Regions from separate parts of the Homo sapiens genome. Here region 1 is linked to region 2. Evidence: read pairs that join two places in POLR2A ChIA-PET (ENCODE). Cell type or tissue: A673. All regions are shown on one strand. Links, peaks and the distances in the headings refer to the core of each region. The heading gives the core; the rest is flanking DNA.

Evidence for each region. Peaks named below come from ENCODE experiments on the same cell type or tissue, not always from the same donor. Only the 100,000 strongest peaks of a DNase experiment are listed, where the experiment ranks them.
Region 1: POLR2A ChIA-PET joins it to region 2 with 9 read pairs; 1 of 35 experiments calls an interaction of 5 or more read pairs at or near these places.

The regions. Positions count from the first base shown.
Region 1 is chr9:4,653,403-4,658,783 of GRCh38, forward strand. It overlaps SPATA6L (spermatogenesis associated 6 like), which reads right to left. Exons shown (of 12, transcript NM_001353486.2): 3 at 2,639-2,687. Among named protein-coding and RNA genes, the nearest start is that of PLPP6, 6.2 kb to the right of the region's middle. In A673, for the core only: no CTCF peak of the experiment used is centred there; a DNase peak (open chromatin) is centred at 2,999; H3K4me3 peaks cover 491 bases; H3K27ac peaks cover 5,000 bases.
Region 2 is chr9:4,040,698-4,046,078 of GRCh38, forward strand. The region is part of intron 4 of GLIS3 (GLIS family zinc finger 3); the gene reads right to left. Among named protein-coding and RNA genes, the nearest start is that of GLIS3-AS1, 140 kb to the left of the region's middle. In A673, for the core only: no CTCF peak of the experiment used is centred there; a DNase peak (open chromatin) is centred at 2,494.

The DNA.
Region 1 (5,381 bases), core at 323-5,322, 610 kb after region 2:
TAGAAGAAAACATAGATGTAAGTCTTCATGACCTTGAGTTAGGCAATGGTTTCTTAGATATGACACCAAAAGCACAAGCAACAAAGGAAAAATAGATAAACTGAAATTCATCAAAATTAAAAACTTTTGCATTTCAAAAAAATACCATCAAGAAAGTGAAAGACAATTCTAGAATGGGAGAAAATATTTGCAAATCATCTATCTAACAAAGGTCTTGTATCTAGGATATATAAAGAACATTTACAGGCCAGGCACAGCGGCTCATGTCTGTAACCCCAACACTTTGGGAAGCCCAGGAGAGAGGATCACTTAAGACCAGGAGTTCAAGACCAGCTGGGCAACATAGTGGCATCCTGTCTCTACAAAACAAAAACAAAAACAAAAAATAGCTAGGCATGGTGCTGTGCGCCTATAGTCCCAGCTACTTCAGAGGCTGAGGTGGGAAGATCACTTGAGCCCAGAAAGTTGAGGCTTCAGTAAGCTATGATCGTGCCACTGCACTCCAGGCTAGGTGACAGAGCGAGACCCTGTCTCAAAATAAACCAAAAAATAAAGACAAATGACCCCATTAAAAAGTAGGCAAAGGATCTGAATAGACATTTCCCCCAAAGAAAATACACAAATGGCCAAATATCTCATGAAAATGTGTTCAATATCATTAGCCATCAGGGAAATGCAAATCAAAACAATGACGAGATACCACTTCACACCCACAAAGATGACTACCAATCAAAATGACAGACAATAACAAGTGTCGGCCAGGATGTGGGAAAATGGAACCCTCATACATTGCTGGTGGGATGTAAAATGATTCAGCTGCTTTGGTAAATAATGTGAAACTTCTTTAAAAGGTTAAACATACAGTTACCACATTGAAATGGGAAAAGCTCCTTTGTCCCCCTCTCAGGACGTGCGATGGGGGTGTGGCTCGCTTCTTCAGTGCTCCGCTGCTCAAACCTCTAGAGGAGCAGACAGACGGGGGCAGGCTGTGGGGTTCCGACCCCATAGCACTATCTAGGGGTGAATGTTTACAGCTTGTGAAGCCCCAGTGGGTGTGTTTTACAGTTTGCCGTCTATAGGTGGCTTGTGTTAGCTCAATTAGACCCTCTACCATGTCGCAAGGACAGAGGGCTTTCTGTACCCCCGGGTTTCTTGCCTTGGTGTACTGGAAGAATAGGATCACACATGGGCTTGGAGAATGAGTGTGAGGTTTTATTGAGTGGGGGTAGCTTTCAGCAGATGGGGGAGCCAGCAGGGAGATGGTTTTCCCCTGGAGTTGGGCCACTCGGCAGCCCCGGCTCTCTTCCAACTGCCCCGGCCAAACTCCGTGTCGTTCTGCCAGTGCCAATGTACTCCTCTCGATGTCCAGCCGCTTCTGTCTCTGCCTTGCTAGGGTCTCCGTCTGTTACAGGCACAGGATGGGGGCATGGTGGGCCAGGATGGTCTTGGGAAATGCAACATTTGGGCGGGAAAGCAGGAGTGCCTGTCCTCACCTAGGTCTGTGGGGATGGAGCCCTAGCCAGGGACCACACCCTTCCTGTACCGAGCACTTCCCTTCCCTGGTCCATATCATTTAAAGGTACCACTCTCTTCTCTTCCCAGCACTCCTGTATCAATATGACCCAGCAATTTCACTCCTAGGTATACCCAAGAGGCATTAAAACATATGTTCACACAAAAACTTATACACAAATATTCACAGCATCATTATTCATCATAGCCTAAAAGTGGAAACAACCCAAATGTCCATCAATTGATGACTAGAAAAACAAAATGTGATATATTCATCCAACAGAATACTATTTGGCCATACAAAAAATTAAGTTCTGGCACATGCTATAATATGGATGAATCTTGAAAACATTACACTAAGAATTCAATCACAAAGGAGCACATGTTGTATAATCTCATTCATATGAAATATCCAGAATAAGCAAATCTATACAGACGGAAAGATTAGTGGTTACCTATAGCTAGGAGGGCTGGTGGGGAATAGGGAGTGATTGCTAATGGGCATAGGGCCGCTTTTTGTGGTGATAAAAATATTCTAATTTAATGAAACACATAAAAACAATTTTTATAAATAAACAACCAAACAGAATCATACTATCCATCAAAGCCCATCTATATTTAGTTTTTTTGTTTTTTTGTTGTTTTTTTTTTTGAGATGGAGTCTTGCTCTGCCACCCAGTCTGGAGTGCAATGGCACGATTTCGGCTCACTGTAACCTCCGCCTCCCAGGTTTAAGCGATTCTCCTGCCTCAGCCTCCCAGGTAGCTGGGACTACAGGCATGTGCCACCACATCCGGCTAATTTTGTTGTATTTTTAGTAGAGATGGGGTTTCACCATGCTGACCAGGCTGGTCTCAAACTCCTGACCTCAAGGGATTCACCCGCCTCGGCCTCCCAAAGTGCTGGGATTACAGATGTGAGCCACCGTGCCCAGCCAAGCCCATCTATATATAGAAAAGGGTATGTAACAGAATCAAAAATGTGATTCAAATTTTACGTAGGCTGTCTTGAAATAAATATTCATCAAACATGAACATATCACAGTTTAGAAAAGAGCAGAGTTTTGAATCTGTGAATTACACACAATAGTCTTTTGGTTTTTTGTTTTGTTTTTCAGAGTACCTACTTTCCAAAAGGTCTACTACAGCTCCAGGATCTACTGCACTTTCAAATACCTGCAGAGAAAAATGGGGAAAATAAATTTTCAAAGTTGTATTAATAAGCGCATATAGAAACTGTAAATGCCAGGTGCAGTAGCTCACACCTGTAATCCTAGCACTTTGGGAGGCCGAGGTGGGTGTATTGCTTAAGCTCAGGAGTTTCAGACCAGCCTGGGCAACATGGTGAAACCCTCTCTCTACAAAAAATACAAAAGTTAGCTGGGCATGGTGGCTCATGCCTGTATTCCCAGCTACTTGTGGGGCTGAGGCTGGAGGGTCACTTGAGCACAGGAGACAGAGGTTGCAGGGAGCCGAGATGGCATCACCACATTCCAGCATGGGAGAAAGAGTGAGACCCTGTGAAAGAAAGGAAGGAAGGAAGGAAGGAAGGAAGGAAGGAAGGAAGGAAGGAAGGAAGGAAGGAAGGAAGGGAGGAGCCGTAAATTATATTCTTCCAAGTAATTAACATATGTAAAATCCAGTCACATAACATTTTAGAATTCAGCAGATGCACCTTTAATAGGTGTCTGATTAAAAGTTCAAAAAGTGATTATAGAATAAATGAAGGATAATTAACACAACAATAAGAAGTGCAAGAAAATTTCAATTAGCTAAATCTACCACATGCTAAAAATATCATCGACTTGACCTAGCTCTACTGTTTGTTGCTAAAAGCCCATCTTAAATCAACCCCAGAGTGTTGTTTGACTACCTAGAAAAACATTCTGTATACAACAGATACTCATTAAATGTTAACTGAATGAATGGTTTCTCTCTCCAAGCAATTGGTTGTGCTAAAAAGGAACATAAAAAGAAATATTACCTATGCGTAACACAAAACAAAAGCTAAGTACTAGCAACTAGCAGCTACACTCCCATAGAATAAGGAAAGAAAGAGAGAAGAGTCTCAAAAGTTTTAAGTGTATCGTGAAGCACAAGAAAAACATTGTAATATCTGTCTAGCCATTGCCAAATCTTTATATTTTCTTCTTGAAACAAAAGGGCCTGGGATAGGATTGAAATAAAGGTACACCCTGTCTTTCCCCCTAAGCTCTAGGCCCTAAGAAAAACAAAACATTTTCAGCAGAGCTTGATTTCAGGCTTTAAAGTTCTGATTTAAATGGTATTCAAACTTAAACAAAAATGAAAGTGTCTCATATAATCAATTTTTGTCCTACTGACTTGGATTTATCAAGCAAATGTGGGTAAGTGGGGTTTTTTTGCCTAAATTATTTTAACAATCCTTTCATTTTACCCATTGTTATGGGTTGAATTGTGTCCCCCCAAAAATTCATGGAATGAAGTCTTAAACCCAGTATCTCAGAATGTGACCTTAGTTTGCAAATAGGGTCACTGCAGATAAAATTACTTAAATTAGAATAAGATCATACTGGGATAGGGTAGGCCTCTGATAAGACTGGTGTCCTTAGGAAGGGCAAAAATTTGAGCACAGAAACTGTTTTTTAAAAAAAAAAGAAAAAGAAAAGAAAAAAAACTTTAGGCAAAATTAAATTTATTTGAGCAAGGAGCGATTCATAAACTAGGCAGCACTCAGAACTAAAAGAGGTTCAGAGACCTCCGCTGCTGCATTATGGGCAGCAGGCTTTTACAGGTTGACATGAAAATAAGACAAAGAAAATATATTTAATTTGTTGGAGTGGAAAGACCCTAGTTAGAGATCAGCTGGCAGTTTCTGATAGGTAAAGTCTCTAGCTAAAGATTAGTTGGCAGTTTCTTATTGGTAAAATCTCTAGTTAGAGGTTCATTGGTGGCATCTGTTTGGTAAATGACTCTAGTTTTACTGTTTACATTGGGCTTCAGTTTGCTTACCTAGGAATTTAAAGCACTGGAGCCGCCCCAGCCTAATGACTTCCCCCACCCCCAATTTTTTTAACAGTACACACACAGAGTGAATGCCGTGTAAATATTGGAATTACACTGCCACAAGCCAAGGAACTATACCAGAAACTAGGAGAGAGGCCTGGAATAGGTCCTTCCCTAGTGCCTTTAAAAGGAATATGTCCCTGCTCACACTCTGATTTCAAGAATTGTAGCCTCCAGAACAGTGAGATGATATGTTTCTGTTGTTTAAGCCACTCTATTTGTGGTACTTTTGTATAGCAGCTCTAGGAAACTAATATATCCATATCTAAGGATTTTCTCAAGTATGATCTTGGGGAGTAAATAATCAACATGAACTGCTTAAACAATGACTTATATATTCTTATGAGTAACTTGTTGACCCAAATGCTTCAGAAAATTCCATTTTGAATTACACAGAAGATCCGAGGAAAAGAAAATTTTTTCACTACCTGCTGAAAGTAGTTGCAGCTAGAGAAGGAAACAGATACAAGGAAGCTAAAACCAACAGGAAGAAAGGAATATGAACCCAAACAACTCATGCAAGAGGACAATTAATTGACTGAATTTTATAAAATGAAAAAGTGGTTCCATGATTTGTTTGACTAGTAATCTCAAATGTACAGCTTTTCAACAGAGCCATAGTGGCATCTGAAATGTGACTCAGGCTCACTCTTCTCTTTGACAAATCAAGGAGGTTGGAGTTATCTAGTTGTGTGCTTCTACAGTTTTGTATCTTTGGGCTTCTTATAAAAATATTTTTAAAGACTTTTACAGGCCAGATGCAGTGGCTCATGCTGTAATCCCAGCACTTTGGAAGGCCAAGGCGGGCAGATCATTTGAGGCCAG
Region 2 (5,381 bases), core at 251-5,250:
ATAAAAGATGGAGAAAAGGAGAAAACACTATAAAAAGATGAAAAGAGGTGATGGAATGAGGTGTTCAGTAGATCGTTCTACCACAGTCTTCAAGTGGTGCTGTCAACTGGGTCAACTGGGTCATTGTTCTTTAGGTAAGAGTTGAAGTGAAGGTCATCAACAGTGGTTCTCAAAGGTGGTCTCCTGGTCCAGCAGCATCAGCACTGCTTGGAAACTTGTTTGAAATACAAAACATCAGGACCCACTCCAGACCCAGGGAAGGAGAAAGATTTCTTTCTCAACATTCTAATCCTGTCCCACCTCGTGATTCTAATGCATGCTAAACTTTGAAAGTGAAGGATAGTTATGTGGAGTGAGTACCATCAAGAAGGTGTTCATTACACAGGACATCTGCAAGGCAGGCATTTTGGCCATGTCCAGTAGTGACTGTACTTCTTTAAAACACTGTTTCTCAAATATGACTGCACATGGGAATCCCTGGGAAGCTTATTAAAAGCCCCGGGGGATGTCTAGCAATGACTGGAGATATCTTTGGTTGTTAAAACAAGGGGGTGGGAGTGGAAGTTTGCTACCGGCCTCTATTTCCCTCTACCAACTAGGGATAAGGGAAACTGCCAAACATCCTACAGTGCACAGAACAGCCTCTGCTGAAACGAACTATCTTGCCCCCAGTGTCATTAATGCTGCTTTTGAGAAGCCTTGCTTTAGGCAAATCAACTATCTCAATCTGTTTTAGTTTTTGCACCTTAGACTTGGTGGAAAAAAGCTTGGGTCAACTTCATGGGCACCACCATTGAGACTCAATTCTGCCTTACCAGAGCTCCATTTTTAGTGTGTGTGTGTCTCTGTGATGTTATCAGGTGCCTACTTAATTGTTCATAAAACGGTGCTTCGTTTCCTAATCAGTATGGTTCTTGTTTGCCTATGCTCTGTGAGACAAAGTAACAAATGTAAGATGGCATGTTTTATTTCTGTTCTCTGGAATCTAACGTCACAAAGTCCCTGACTCTCTGAAAACGTGAAGCTCTCCAGAAAGATGTTCTGAAGATAAAACCAGGTAGAACACCCAACCCCACTTCATGTCTCTTGCTTGAGTCACTATTTCCTTAAAAGATAAATGACCCTAGTCCTTGCCTTTTTCTGCACATAAGACAATATCTGACAGTCTTAGTGATTATGCTTCTGTAACCTATATCCAGGTGTACTCTTATGCCCAAACCTTGATATGACTCTGCTTTAGTGTAATTCTGGACAAGTTTGATGTGATTTTGCATGTCCTGAACCTCCACCACCTGTATATACGCAGTGAGCTGAAACTGTGCTGACAGAACCTCTCAAGAGAGCAACTCTCAAGCTACAGGCCTCATCTACAGTCCTCAATAAGATTTCTGAATAGAACGCACGTTAATCATTTCAAAAGCTTGGGTTTTTGTTTTTTTTTTCTTTAGTCAACAATCTCTTGGTCAGGAGCTTCCTGAAGGAAGGAAGGATGAGTGGAGAGATTTGGGTACCAAAATTTCACTCTGACACCCTAGTAATTCCCATGGCCAGCCTTGATTCTTCATTTGCAAGTATCCAAGATGTAAACATTATCAAGCCCAAGGGTCAGCAGAATAGAGAAGTGAAATGGGAACAGTGTTAACTGTCAGCCAAACATAGACTAAACCTAAGCTATCTTCATTAAAATGGATATTCTGAGAGCTGCTTCCGGTTAACCCATGAGTACATAAAGCATGCCAACTGCTGCTGGGAATCATCTGTTCCAAAGAGGCCAACACTTACTCGTCTGTTTTTATTTTGCGTAAAGAATGAGTAGAGCATAAAACCCCTCACCATCTAGTGCCTGTTTTACCCCAAATCTTCTACATCCACTGTTCCGAAGATTTCCACACTGATTCTGAGCAATTTATGTAAGCCCAGGTGTTCAAAGTTCCAGGTTGAAACATTTGGTTAATTAACATCATGCTGCAAACACTCAAAATCACTTCAGCTGCCACTATAACAAAACAAAACTCCCAAAAACAAAAACTGTAGGGAAATATAAACAAATGGCAGTATTCTTTGGAAAACAATATATGATTTTAGTGACAATAAAAGCAGCAAGGGCTTTCTTGATTTAATACTGTGTTTCTCAAAAACATTTTTCTAAAGGAAATTATATTGAGTTTGAGTAAAAACTTGAAAGTACACATTATTATGAGCAGAATGCAGCTATGTGCCAGGACGCCAAGTCATTAGAGCTTGCTTGAAAAGAAAAAAAAAAAAAAAGGTACAGTGAAAAAGAGCGCAAACCCCAAGAGTGGCAATCTTGGAAATATCAAAAGAAATGGCTATTCTTCTACTAAGAACCCAAAATGGTTTTTCTCCCCCGGAGCCACAATGCTCTCAGCTGTGGTTCTCTGCATTCACAGCTTCCCAGCCCCTCCCCTTCCCACAGCCCCACTCAAGGTCCCAATTTAACTCCTGCATTTTAATCCCTTTAAGCATCCATTTGTTCCTTTCCTCCCAATCACTTTCAGTGAGACTTTACGTCTTTGGCAAGGGGCCAGAGGTGGTTCTGTCAGAATTAATTTTTTTTTCAAGTATGAAGTGTAGAGTGTTGAGCAAGAAATCCAGTTTTCTTAGTTTTGAGGTGGGAGATCAGGGTGAGGTACACTGAGTTTTTTATGTATTTTCTAAGAATTAAGGCAGGTGGGGTGAGGGTGGGGAGCAGTTCTGATTGAGCTGTGGTAGGATTCCCAGGAGATAATCAGGTACGGCTGGTTTGGGGTGACTGGCAGGCTGAAGGCTCCATCAGTCAGTCTGTAGGAAGGGCTGGGAAGGGGCCTTTAAATCATATCCTAAAGAAGGAGAAGGTCAGCACCATGAGTTTTGTCTCAATGACTCAGTTATTGGAGGGCTGGGGAGGTGGTTTTGAGCACACTATTCTACTGCTGAGTTTGCTCCCAGGAAAACCTTCTTCTCTACAAGTCCCAACAGCCATGGACATGTGAATAAGCCTGAAAAACTAACAGAAAGATCTGTTTTCACACCATCTTTGAGCTACTGGGAACTGACCCAGTACCTCTTTAGAATAATGTGACTGAGTAACACAAAAGAGAGAAGAGTAATTATTTCCTATGAAGACAAGAACAGGATGCAGCTTCAGAGTTCACTTGTAGTTCTGGAGAACACAATGCAAGTCTTGGGTTGGGGGCTCCCAGATATATCAGCTGCAAGAGCAGCAGAACCTGACACCTGCAGCACTGGCCAGCACCCACAGCCGGCTGTTGTCACCAACAATGGAAGGCAATATGATGGGCCTTGTCAAGAGCACAGGTAAGGGCCAAGAGGGCAGAGCAGGCAAACATCACCAATAGGGTCCGGCACAGAAGAGAAAACTGGCAGACACCTTCAGTGTCCCAGAGAAGCTGAGCAACCTTCTGAGGATGCCCATCAGAAAGGACATGGGGAGGGAGTCTGTTCAACAGGAGAATGAAGTTCTTACAACAAAAGAAAGATCAAAGTCTTCGGAACAGTGTGTGGCTCTTAACTCTACCTGTGAAACCAGACACTCTCCATCCCCTAGTGCCAAGTTCGACTAAATAGACATAAAGCATTTATGCATATGATTATACAGATCTGTACGAAGACTGTAGGAGATATTAAGTAATCTCCCAACGCCCCTTAGCACGTCAACATTTGTTTTCCTGATTGTTCCTTTCCCTTAGGAAAATTAACACATAGTCTCTCTCTGGTCTCTCATAGTCTCTCATTTCTCTTTAATTTTCTGTTCCTGCTACTCCACGCCTGGTCCTATTCCTATTTTTCAGTGAAAATTATTCACAGAGAAGGAATCCAATGGGTCCATCTTATCCTATGTGGGAAAGAGCTTTTTGCTGGCCAGCACATGGAGTGACTGTCTTTGGGTCAGGTGCACATTGCAGTCTGGGTTGGGTACAGTAGACCTGGTGGTCTACAAGGTGAACCACTACCTCAGAAAGAGGTCATGGGCATGACTGAGGGTGACTGCTCACAGTACTGTCACAGAGTTAGAGACACTAGCATGCTTTCTCATATTTCTTTGAAAAGAAAAGCAAAAACCTGGGACTAACACAGACTCTTCACTTTCTTTTTATCTTTGGGCAGATCCATTCCTAAATTTTTCCAGACACCATCTTGAAAGTCCCCCAGGATAATAGAATGAGTAAGAAACAGACTACAGAATGCAGTGGGTGAGGAAAAACTTTTGATTAAGCCAAAAGCAAGGGCAGATGTAAATTCCGAGGAAGGGAGGACTCAGAAAGCTGTTTGGTAGTGCAGGCATAAAAAACAAGGCAGAGAACAGAGCAGAGTCTGTTTTTAGCATAGGACTAGGGTGGAAGTCACTCAACTGCAGCCAACAGCAGTGGCCAGACAACCTAGCACCTAGAGTTGCCTTAGATCTTTGAATTCCAAGTCCTGACATTTACTGATTCAATTTTGTGTTTCCAAGTTGCCATTTTGGCCATATTGATATTGCATCCTTATCGTAAGCCCTATTACTTGAAGACGGTCCCCTTGCAAATGAAGGAAACTGATGTACACACTGGACCTTGTGGATTTCACGTAACTAAAAAGCTGCAGGAAGATGAAGTGTTCTGAACTTTTTGCTATAAAAATGAAAAAATTTTTTTTGAGCCGGAATCTCGCTCTATCACCCAGGCTGGAGTGCAGTGGTGCGATCTCGGCTCACTGCATCCTCCACCTCCCAGGTTCAAGCAATTCTCCTTCCTCAGCCTCCCGAGTAGCTGGGATTAGAGGCACACACCACCACACCTGGCTAATTTTTTTTTTTTTTTAAGGTAGAGATGGGTTTCACCATGTTGGCCAGGCTGGTCTCGAACTCCTGACCTCGTGATCCTCCCACCTCAGCCTCCCAAAGTGCTGACATTACAGATGTGAGCCACCCCACCCAGCTGAACTTTTCTTTTGTACATGCAATGTAACAACTTGGAAAAAGAAGAAGTCCTGGCCCCAACAGCAGATGCCTGGAAAGAATCAGACAAGAGGCTGAAGGTGAAATTAAACACAGTCTCGCAATCACAGCTCTAGATATTATGAGTCCTTGCAACAGAGATCACTAATGTTCCGCCCCGTCAGATATCTTTGAGTACTCTTGGAAAATGAAAGATGTGCCAAAAGTTGGAGGACTGGCAAATGTCATTCATACTTTTAAACTGAAGAAGAAAGATTCTAAAAATTATATAGAGGTCGGTCACCTTGGGAGATCGGGGGGGAAATCATAAATGGTTTATTAGGCTGCTCATGACAAGACAGAACAAAAAGTGCAACTGCCAGGAGGCAGCAAATTTTAATTTCACTCAGAATTGGCCACATCAGCCTAAGCTCATTTTTCCCTT